Regions from separate parts of the Homo sapiens genome. Here region 2 is linked to region 1. Evidence: chromatin loops called from intact Hi-C (ENCODE). Cell type or tissue: dorsolateral prefrontal cortex. All regions are shown on one strand. Each heading gives the region's core, and the rest is flanking DNA. Links, peaks and the distances in the headings are about the cores only. Region 1 has its middle 51 kb from the start of LINC02207. Region 2 overlaps LINC02207 (long intergenic non-protein coding RNA 2207).

Region 1 (5,387 bases), core at 161-5,160:
ACCCACCTTGGCCTCCCAAAATGCTGGGATTACAGGTGTGAACCACCACGCCCAGCCAAATTTTTTCTTTTCTACAAAGTATTTCTGAAACTCAACTTTCCAGTACAATTTCTTTAGGAAACTTTTACGGTTTCAAAAATTGCTTTGGATGAGGAAAGAGTTCTCAGGTCTGCTTCTTGTGTTTGTGTATTTTTATATTTTTTCTCTCTTTCCTCCTGTTAAGCTGACAGTCATACTTTGTCTTTGTTATCAGTGTGTCCACGTGTAACAGTCTCCTCTGGCTAATCTTCTTTTTAAACTACTGTGGCTTTAAAGGCTGCAAAACAGAGGCTGTCAACAATGTGTGGAGAGTGCTGGATCTTGAAGAAGAGGGACCCAGGGTTTCTCTTGGAATAAATAACATAGGTGTGGGCTTCCTCAGACCTTTTTTGGGTAAACTATTTTCATTCCTTGGTGCTCAGAATAAATTAGACCAACAGATGGAATAATTACCGCTAAGTAAGGTTTTGTTGCAAATTTGTTAGTCCCAAGGTTGTTGGTTTTGTTTGTTTATTGGTTTTTTTTTTTTTAATTTTTATTTTTTGAGAGAGAGTTTCGCTCTTGGCTGGAGTGCAACGGCGCGATCTCGGCTCACTGCAACCTCTGTCTCCTGGGTTTAAGCGATTCTCCTGCCTCAGCCTCCCAAGTAGGTGGGACTACAGGTGTGTGCCACCACGCCCTGCTAATTCTTTTTGTATTTTTAGTAGAGACGGGGATTCACCATATTGGTCAGTCTGGTCTCAAACTCCTGACCTCTGGTGATCCACCTACCTCAGCCTCCCAAAGTGCTGGGATTACAGGCATGAGCCACAGTGCCCTGCCAGTTTTGTTTATTTTGTTACTGCTTTTTCCTCTCCCTCTGGAACCACTAGATTGTGAGTCATGCACAGCGTGTGTGTCTCTCTCATGCCCGCTATATAGTCACAGCAGCTGTTCTTTGATTCATTTGTTCATTCAACATATATACTTTGAGAGGCTGGCACAATGCCAGGCACTAAGTTTGATAGTGGAGACACACAAATTAAAAAGAGATTCATATCCTGACCTCAAGTTGATGACAATTTAGAAGGGCTATGCGTAGGAAAACAGAAAACTATAAGCAATAGACTCAGTGTCACGGTCCAGATATATCCAAGACACTTGGAGCACAGAGGGAGTCCTGCTCCAAGGGAGTCTTACGTCTTTTATTAGCCATAGATAGTTTCTAGAACACAATGTCAAAGATAATATTCCAGGCAGAAAGAGCATCGTATATAGACAGGAGGCATCAAAGAATGGGGATGGTCTAATTGAGAACTGCAACTCAGTTGCTATTGCTAGAGCATAGATCAATGGTGTACTGGCAACCTAAAATAAAACCCTGATTTGAAGTGTTTGCTGATAGCTTAGATGCAAATCCTCCCATCATACCCAATTTCCAGCTACTAGTGGCTTGACAACCACCTTGCAAAATTGCTGAATATTTAACAGTTGCCTCTCAAGAGTGGCTCCGGCACATGATTGAAACAGAATCACTCTCTCCAATGAGAATAAAATAACATTGTCCCAAACTGGCTATCCTGCATTCTCTGGAAAGTCCAATGACCTACCCTGGTTTATACTTCCCCCTCAGGATCTTGCACATTTATTGCCACACCTGCTTCATGACAACCCAACAAGAAACTTGGCCCTTTTCCTTGTTTTCCCCAAAACAACACTGTCATGGTGTAGAGATTTGCAATGACGATTTGGAATTCATGCAGCAGGAAAAGCAAATGGCCTAGAACAAGACATCTGACTTTGTTATTTACAAGTGTGTTGACCACTCTGCATGATGAGAGTGCAGGTATGTTTCTCTGTAGCCTCCAGGCACTTCTCCATCTCTCTCCAACCTCTTTCTGCAGGACCACACTGCTTCTTTCAGCTTCCTCGAGAAACTCAATCTCCCTAGGCTATCTACTAAAGCATTTTGCCTCCATACCTCCTGTGGATTTTCTGTGCATCCACAGGGGCTCAACTGTGAATTTTGCTAAACAAGGGATTTTTCTTTTGAATCTCACCATTCAGCAATACAGAAGCAAATATTTTGGAAATGCAACCTCTCCTTTCTTGTGCCTCCACCCATCTCTATACATGGAAGAGTGATTTTTTAAAAAAGAGCAGTTTCCTACTGATAAAAATGATGCCATACCTCACACCTTAGAAGACAGTAGCTATTACAGAGTATTTTATTTATAAGAGTACATTCTTAGCCATTGCAACAGAAGTAAGTTTTGTCAGCTGAAAGCATCTGTTAGGCAGGAGGAATAAGTTTTAGTGATAGACTGCTTTGCATAGTGACTATGGTTAATAATAATGTACATTTTAAAATTGCTAAAATAATAGATTTTGTTCTTACCACAAAAAAAGATAAGTGAGGTGATACGTTAATTAGCTTGATTTAATTATTTTACATGCATGTATCAAAACATCACATGGTATCCCATAAATAAATATAAATATGGATATATTTACACACACAATTATTATATATTTTATAAACAGTATAAGGAAAGAAGTACCAAAGGAGAGTGTGAACAGGTCTGTAAGACTATTGCAGACTTCAGTATTTGTTAAATCGATTACCCATTGAGGGATATATACCCTAAAGAGGGTCATACAAGGAAGCATAACTGTTAATTGAGCCAGTGCCTGTCCCATGAGTAGTTTCTATTTTTTTTTTATTTCATTTTGTCCTGGATACTCTCTATAGGTATAAGAGAAAGCACTGATTTGAAACCAATACTTTAATAAATCTTTTGCAATGTAGAATCTTCAATAAACTAATTTCCACACTTTTTTGTTCTGGAAAATCCGTTTTCACATGGTATAAAAAGTGTCCTGCCTCTCTCAGAGAACATCAGTGCAGCAAACAGCTATACAGTTTAATTAAAAGTATCTTTACTATATTACAAAATAGCTAGAAGAGAGGCTTCCCAATATCCTGAACAAACAGAAATGATAAATGCATGAGGTCATGGATACACTAACTACCCTGATTGGACCATTATACAACATAGATATGTATGGAAACCTCAGATTTAACCCCATAAATATGTACAATTACAATGTGTAAACAATTTTGAAAAACAGAATAAACAACTTGAAAACAGAGTGCTACGTATGCCAAGGGACATTTCCATTTTGCTTACAAAGAGATGGGACTTGATCGGAGGACAAAAGGGTTCTGTAGCAGGAAGAACTTAATTCAACAATCCCCAAAGCGGTGCTCAGTGAGATACTTTCACTGCCTTACATAATAACCTGTTGCTTCGGAGCCGGTAGAATGGATTGGTTTCTTCGCGGAATTTTCACATTTAGCAAATCCAAAGAGTAGGATAAATCCCAAATAAAATGAAAGGTGCGGTTGGGGGAGCTACCCGGGGATGTGTTGTAACATGTGTAGCTCAGCACTGCACGATGGTTCCACGTGACTTTTTTTTTTTTTTTTTTTTTTGAGACGGAGTCTCACTCTGTCCCCAGGCAGGAGTGCAGTGGTGCAATCTTGGCTCACTGCAACCTCCCCCTCCCGGGTGCAAGCGATTCTCCTGCCTCAGACTTCCCAGTAGCTGGAACTACAGGCACATGCCACCACACCCAGCTAATTTTTGTATTTTTAGTAGAGACGAGGTTTCACCATGTTAGCCAGGATGGTCTCGATCTTGACCTCGTGATCCGCCCGCCTCGGCCTCCCAAAGTGTTGGAATTACAGGCGTGAGCCACCCGCCCTGTCCCTCGTGACTTTTATGGAGCTAAGCCGAAAAGGGGTGGGGGACACTTAGAGATTGGGCCGGATATGCTTTGGGTGCCTGCCATGTGGGCCATGTCCAGTGCTTACACCCATAGGAGTGGCTATGTGCACACACATTTGTACACTCACCACCCCCACCACCACGTGCACGCACACACAGTCTTACAGAGTGCATTGAAAAATAAGGCTCTAGGTTTCATAAGGCACATAACGCGCTGGCTGCGGGAACCCCAGTGCAGAGCCAGGACTGCGCAGTTCAGATGGCTTTTCCTTCAGCCGGAGAAGCAATCCCTTCTAAATTAAATGCCAGGTGTGAAACAGGTTTCCTTGTCTCTGCTCCTCTGCTGTGAATAAACAGACATTCCTGCGCAAGTGCAAGGTAATCCATGCATAATTCATCCCGGGGCTCCGCTTTCCAGATGTGCAGCCACCCGTGGGTTCCGGTGGCCGCCTGGCTTTGTCTCCTGGAGAGGCAATATCGCCGGCAGCCAGATCTGATCTGACTCCGGCCAGCGGCCTCCCTGGCTGCAGCTGATCTGTGGCTGTCTTTGTGCCTGCCCGTGGCCCTGCCGCCCAAGCTCCCCGCCTGCTGCTGTCTGGGATCCCTTGTCGTTGGCTTACGTTGACTTCTCATACTTCACTTTTTATACTTCAAAGTTGAGATTGAATTTACCTTTATGAAGCAGACGTTTCTTGCTCAACGTGGAGGATTTATGGTTTCCTCTTGCTGGCCTGTTGGAAGGCCTTTTCCAAGACAGAAAGAACTTCTGGATGTTTAAAGATTATTGGTCCTTTTTATTGTGAGAGAAAGGAGCTAGAGAACTGGTTTCCATTGCCTCCTTTTGGGGGTGTGTGCCTTCTGCCGGCCAGGGACAGCTAAACATTTTACATGGGTCATTTACAGGTAATCTTTCAGGAAGACAAACATCAAATGCATATTCGGTGCTGCTCGGGACCTTATTCATCCCTTTGATGAATGTGCCTCAGAAAGGACGTGTGGAGGACATTGCAGCAGGCTGTGTGGGTTTATGTAGCCACCCTGTGTTCCCTAGCTTTGTGACTTCAGGAAGTTACCTTTCTTTCTCCTCACCTGTAACAGAGTTGCAAGGGTTGTTATAAGGGTCAAAAACAATACACGTCAAGTGCTTAAAATCATACCTGGCAACAATAAATGCTTCATAAATGTGCTCTTTTGCCATGTTATCCTGTTTAGTCAGCACTGAAGGCTGCCGTTTGTATCTTTATTTTTAGCTATAAAAACATTGAAGCTTGGACTCACCCCATGTCACAAACTAGGAATCCAGTAGCCCAGCTAAATTCACCGGCAGTATGTCTGAATTCAAACCCTGTGGACTCCATTTTATTCTGTACTACCCTTCTCTCTGGTTTTCCCTCCTGGAAATTAACCCCAGGATCCTGGATTTCCAAGTTGACAAGTAAAGCAACAACAACTAAAAGCTATACTCAGAAAATAAATTTTCACCACTGCAACCTGTCTCCTTAAAATGGGTGTGTGGTTATTCTTCTAATGTCTTGGCAATTTCAATGATATTTTGTTTGGATGAAACATTTCCATGTC
Region 2 (5,387 bases), core at 80-5,079, 58 kb before region 1:
AGATCTCTACGTGACATGAAATGTTGATATCTAGGCATGTAGGCCACTTCCCTCGTTTTGTTGGTAAGGAACTTAAGTGCAGAGAAATGGTTTATTCAAAGTCCCATTTAGCAAGTGGCAGAGCTGAGTCTTGGATTCAGGTCTTACCACTTCTGGCCCAGTGTTGTCTCCACTATCCATGACAATGGACCGCAAACTTGCCTCATCTTCCTACCAGTCATCTGCTATCTGGGGACTGAAGAAACAGATGAAATGGGCGATGTTTTCTATTTCATCAAAAGAAAAAGATAACGTTGAAGTTTTAGCAATTGCATATACTTTCCAAAAGTGTAAAGACAATATAAAAATGCCTCATAAAACCACAAACTACACACTCAAAAATATCAGTCAATACCATCAATCTACTCCATACCCAGTCAAAGTCAAGGAAAGTTCACATTTTATGGGTAAACAAAGAGCTTTAGGGAAAGATTAAATCATCCAAAAAATTGGCCATATTTGGAGTTCAATCAATTTTAAGTTCTGTCTCTATCCCCCCAAAACATAGTAACATATTTTGATACTTTTTCTTCCAAGATTCCTCAGAATAGTGGCTCCTACTCTGGAAGCATTTCACTTTGCGCTAATCCAGTGTTTCATAATGTGTGGTCCATGAAAACTTTGTGTATATTCTAAGGATCTAGGATAGGAACAGAAGGGGAGGATGGTGTACTCGTTAAAAGTTCAGATTCCTGGGCCTTGCCCCAGACATACTTAATCCTAATTTCTGAAAGGTGGAGTGAGGGATGAGGTTAGAAGTAGTAATTAGCATAATTTTCCTTTTTGTATCTGCCTCTATAACTTCAGACAACCACCATGTCTTAGTCTGTTTTGAAATGCCATGAAGGAATATCTGAGGCTGGGTAATTTATAAAGACAAGAGGTTTATTGGAGAGAAAAGGAAATACTTATACACTGTTAGTGGGAATGTAAATTAGTTCAGCCATTGTGGAAAGCAGTTTGGAGATTTCTCAAAGAACTTAACGTAGAACAGCCTTTTGACCCAGCAATTCTGTTACTCGGTGTATACCCAAAGTAATATTAATTGTTCTACCATAAAGACACATGGACATGTATGTTTATCTCAGCACTATTCACAATAGCAAAAACATGGAGTCAACCTACATGCCCATCAACAGTGGACTGAATAAAGAAAACATGGTATATATACACCATGGAATACTATGCCACTATTAAAAAACAATGAGATCGTGTCTTTTGCAGCAACATGGATGGAGCTGAATGCCATTATCCTAAGATAATTCATGCAGGAACAAAAAACCAAATACCTCATGTTCTCACTTGTAAGTGAAAGCTAAACATGGAGTACACATGTACACAAAGAAAGGAACAATAGACACCAAAGCCTGCTTGAGGGTGGAGGATAGGAGGAGGGTGCGGATCAAAAACATACCTATAGATGCTATGCTTATTTCCTGGATGACAAAATAATCTGTACACCAAACTCCTATGGTATGAAATTTACCCATGTAGCAAACCTGCACATGTAGCCCCTGAGTACATGTTTCTTAACAACATAAATGTAACATTAGTCAAGCCAATACATATGTTTCTTCGGACATTAAGTAGTAGATAACTATTAGGAAGATGAGGCAAGTTCATGGCCCACTGTCACAACACAGTGGAGAAAACACTCCACTGGGCCTTTATTTCCCAACTAAAACAAAAGTTGGGAAGAAAAACAATAAGAAGAAAGGTTTGTTTGGCTCATGGTTCTGTGGGCTCTACTAGAAGCATGGCAGTGGCATCTGCATCAGGTGAGGCCTCAGGCTGCTTCCACTCATGGCAAACGGCAGAGGAGAGCTGGCTGTGCAGAGATCACATGGTGGGAGAGGAAGCAAGAGAGGGAGAAATAGTGCCAGGCTCTTTTTCACAGCTGTCTCTCATGGGAACTAACATGGTGAGAACTCAGTCACTCCCTCCCCTCAGAAAGGGCATTCATCTATTAATGGGGATCTGCTCCTACTACCCAGACACCTCGAATTAGACCCCCTTCCAACACTGGAATCAAACTTCAACATGAGGTTTGAGGGGGTCAAACAGCCAACCCATAGCCCAGCCTGTAGACACAAATGAGGTAACTTCAGTGCTTAAAACCCACTCTGCTAGACTGCAGCTTCCACGGGTACCCTCAGAATCTTTGCATCACCCCACATGACTCTAACTCGCCATGAATTTCAGTTATTTGGAGCATCATTGACAGCTGACAACCACTTCTCTTACGAGGTCTTTATTCTGGTCTTCACATGCTATGCCCACTCCCACAAGGCACCGTAGATACATTTGGTCAAACCATCCCCCCCTGAGAACACCTCTGCTTTGAGCAAAATACCTGCTGCTGGTGCTCTCAGAGATGTGAGAAGCTCCAGGAGTCCCAGTGGTCCTGCACTGACTTTTGCCATCACCATACTGCAGGATTCATGCTGGGATCTGCTCGAAGTGGGGAGAAGGATCCTGTCTCTAGTCTGGGGTTGCTTGTTGTCACTTGAGCTCAGGCATTTTACTCCTTGTCTCTGATCTCACAGAGTCCGTTACATAAATGACTTCCTCAGCTTTCACCGCGCTCTTCCTTCCTCTTGGGCTCTGACGCAAGTCTGGGAACGTACTGTATTATTTGCCCGTAGCTCAGTCTCTGGCCCTGACACAACACCCCAGACACCCTCCTCTAAGTCTCCTTTTTCCCATGGACAGAACTCTGTCATACAGGCACATGGGTTTTCCATAACCTCAAAACTCAGCAGAAAGTCTGTGAATCCCAGTTATGGTGCCAGTGAAATATCCCCCTCCCTTCGTTTTCACTTGCAGGCATCCATTATTTTGAAAATTGCTTTGTGCCTCATATTCCCATTCCATTCACATATTCATTCCCACATAAATTTGGGAGATATGCATGACAAAATACTAACAGAAAAGGAGAAATAAAATAGAGAAACATAAAAGGGCAGAAACAACATTAAGGACATGAGAAAACTTTAAACAGGAACAATAGAGAAATGGGGAAATAGAACCAGAAATGCACAGAATAGACATGTGGGTAGGATAAAGCAATGAAGAAACACAAAAAGAGATATGGAAGACACAATCGGGTAATGATAATAATATTGGCTAATATTTATTGAGCACTTATGCTGCATCAGGCCTTATGCTATGTGCTTTACTTGCAAAATCTCCGTGAAGCACCATAATAACCCTATCAATAAACACTATTTGAATTTCCATTTTGTATGAGGCAGGTGAGACTTAATCAGTCTCGGAACTAACAGTCTGTGGCTTCCGCATCTGTGGTAAATCTGCTACCCTGATTCCCCCAAGCACTCTCCTGTACTCTGGCTACTCCAAGTCCTCCTCTGGGTCACCTCCTTTGACTGCTCCCCACTTGGCCTGTTCCCCTCCCTGCTTTCACATGATCCAGTGACTCAAAGCTGAGCGCCTGGTACAGCAGGAACTCCCAGTACCTGCTCCTGGGCTGTGCTGTCATCTGCTTGAACTGGTTGAGCCTCAACAATTTTATCTATTTTGACTATGACCCCTGATTAGAAGTTCAGTCAATTTTCCAGCTACAGTAGTCCATGAGGATACATTCCAGGCAACCCCCCTGCAGTGGTTGCCAGAAACCACAAATAGTACTGAATCCTATGTATATTATGTTTTTTCCTGTATATGGATACCTTATAATAAAGTGTAATTTATAAATTAGCCACAGGAAGAGATTAACAACAATTAATAATAAAATAGAATAGTTGAGTTAAATAATTGAGTACAAGCACTGCTGCAATACAATGGCCGCCGGTCTGATAACCGAGATGGCTGCTAAGTGACTAACAGGCAGGTACTGTCTACGGCGCAGACACGCCGGACACATGGATGCATCACGTCTCAGGCAGGATAGAGAGGGACAGAGAGAGATTTCATCACGCTACTCAGCAACAGTGCGTAATTGAAAACATATGAATTATTTCTTTCTGAAATTTTTCTTTTGATATTTTCAGACTGTGGCTGACTAGATAACTGAAACCACAGAAAGTGAAACCACAGATAAGGGGGGACTACTGTCATAAGTGGTAAGCTAGGTTTTGAACTAGGGCAGAGAGTTTCCTGGCAAGAATAAGGCCCCAGTGAAATATGATGAAAAATGATAGTAATGATGAACTGAAAATTTTTTAAAACTTTAAAATGGTCATTTGATGAATGATTTAAAAAGTAAAGGGTCAGAGAGGGTCAGGCAGGAACTGGAAAATGAGCATCGACTGCCCCTCCTCCCATTTTGTCCAGTGAAAAAACTGAGGCCATGGTCTTCCCAGTCATCTCATTGGGCATGCCCGGGTTGGGGATGGCCAGGCTTCACATCTCTGCTCTCTCCAGCATTGGGAGGATTCTAAAATGATTTTCCACAGGATGCTGATAGTCAATGGCAGCGACCATGATGGTAATACACTAGAAAAAAGAGCAACTGAAGAAAATGCAAATATAGCGGCAAATGTGCTTAAATTAAGGCAACAGCAATAAAAAAAACCAGAGGTAGAAAGTGTTAAGCCTTAGTTACCGCACCAAACAATTGACATGCTTCCTACCCACCCTCAGACCTGGTTGTTAAATGCAAGCTATACATTATGCAGACCCGATAATGAAAATCTACATTCCATAATTTGCAACCTGCTGGCTCTGTTATGCCAAGTGCATCTTAAAGAAGGCATCTTTCAACCTAATTGCATGCAATTTTTCCCCATTCTAATTGTGTTATGAAAATACCACTATCTCATTCAAGCACAACCAGATCACTTTGCTTTTCCCCTAAAGCACACATCAGTAAAGCAAAACAAAACTGACGACTTTCTATTTTGCTATGCACCCAGGAATCCCAAATCGAAGTGTAATGGTTACTGACAAGCACTTTTTTTTCTGTAAGCCTCCAGGTCAGATGTTGGGAGATTTTTCTTGTTTCCAGGGTTAGGATTGCAAATAATAGCAACCTACACACATAGATAAATGTCTCAACCAAGGGTGATTTTGTCCCCCGTCTTCCTCACTCCTCAGGGACATTTGGCAAATGTCTGGTGGCATTTTTAGTTGTCATATCAGGGAGGAGGGTACTTGTATGTAGTGGATGGAGGCCAGGACTGCTGATAAATATTATACAATGTTCAGCACAGCCCTTCCACAAAAGGAAATATTCTGCCCAAGGTATGAATATTACCAAGGTTGAGAAACCCTGGAGTCTAAGGTAATGTTAAAGGACATTTGGTTAAACTCACCTATGGTAACACATTGATTGTACCCTTGTGTGTGTCAAAGAGTTTTAGGCCAGGCACAGCGGCTCACACCTATAA

Evidence for each region. Peaks named below come from ENCODE experiments on the same cell type or tissue, not always from the same donor. Only the 100,000 strongest peaks of a DNase experiment are listed, where the experiment ranks them.
Region 2: it touches region 1 in a loop (3-fold over the local background); 2 of 110 quality-filtered maps call a loop at or near these places.

The regions. Positions count from the first base shown.
Region 1 is chr15:93,802,490-93,807,876 of GRCh38, reverse strand. No RefSeq gene overlaps it. Among named protein-coding and RNA genes, the nearest start is that of LINC02207, 51 kb to the left of the region's middle. In dorsolateral prefrontal cortex, for the core only: no CTCF peak of the experiment used is centred there; no DNase peak of the experiment used is centred there.
Region 2 is chr15:93,860,222-93,865,608 of GRCh38, reverse strand. It overlaps LINC02207 (long intergenic non-protein coding RNA 2207), which reads right to left. Exons shown (of 4, transcript NR_120321.1): 2 at 1-235. Among named protein-coding and RNA genes, the nearest start is that of LINC02207, 6.4 kb to the right of the region's middle. In dorsolateral prefrontal cortex, for the core only: no CTCF peak of the experiment used is centred there; a DNase peak (open chromatin) is centred at 2,638; H3K27ac peaks cover 834 bases.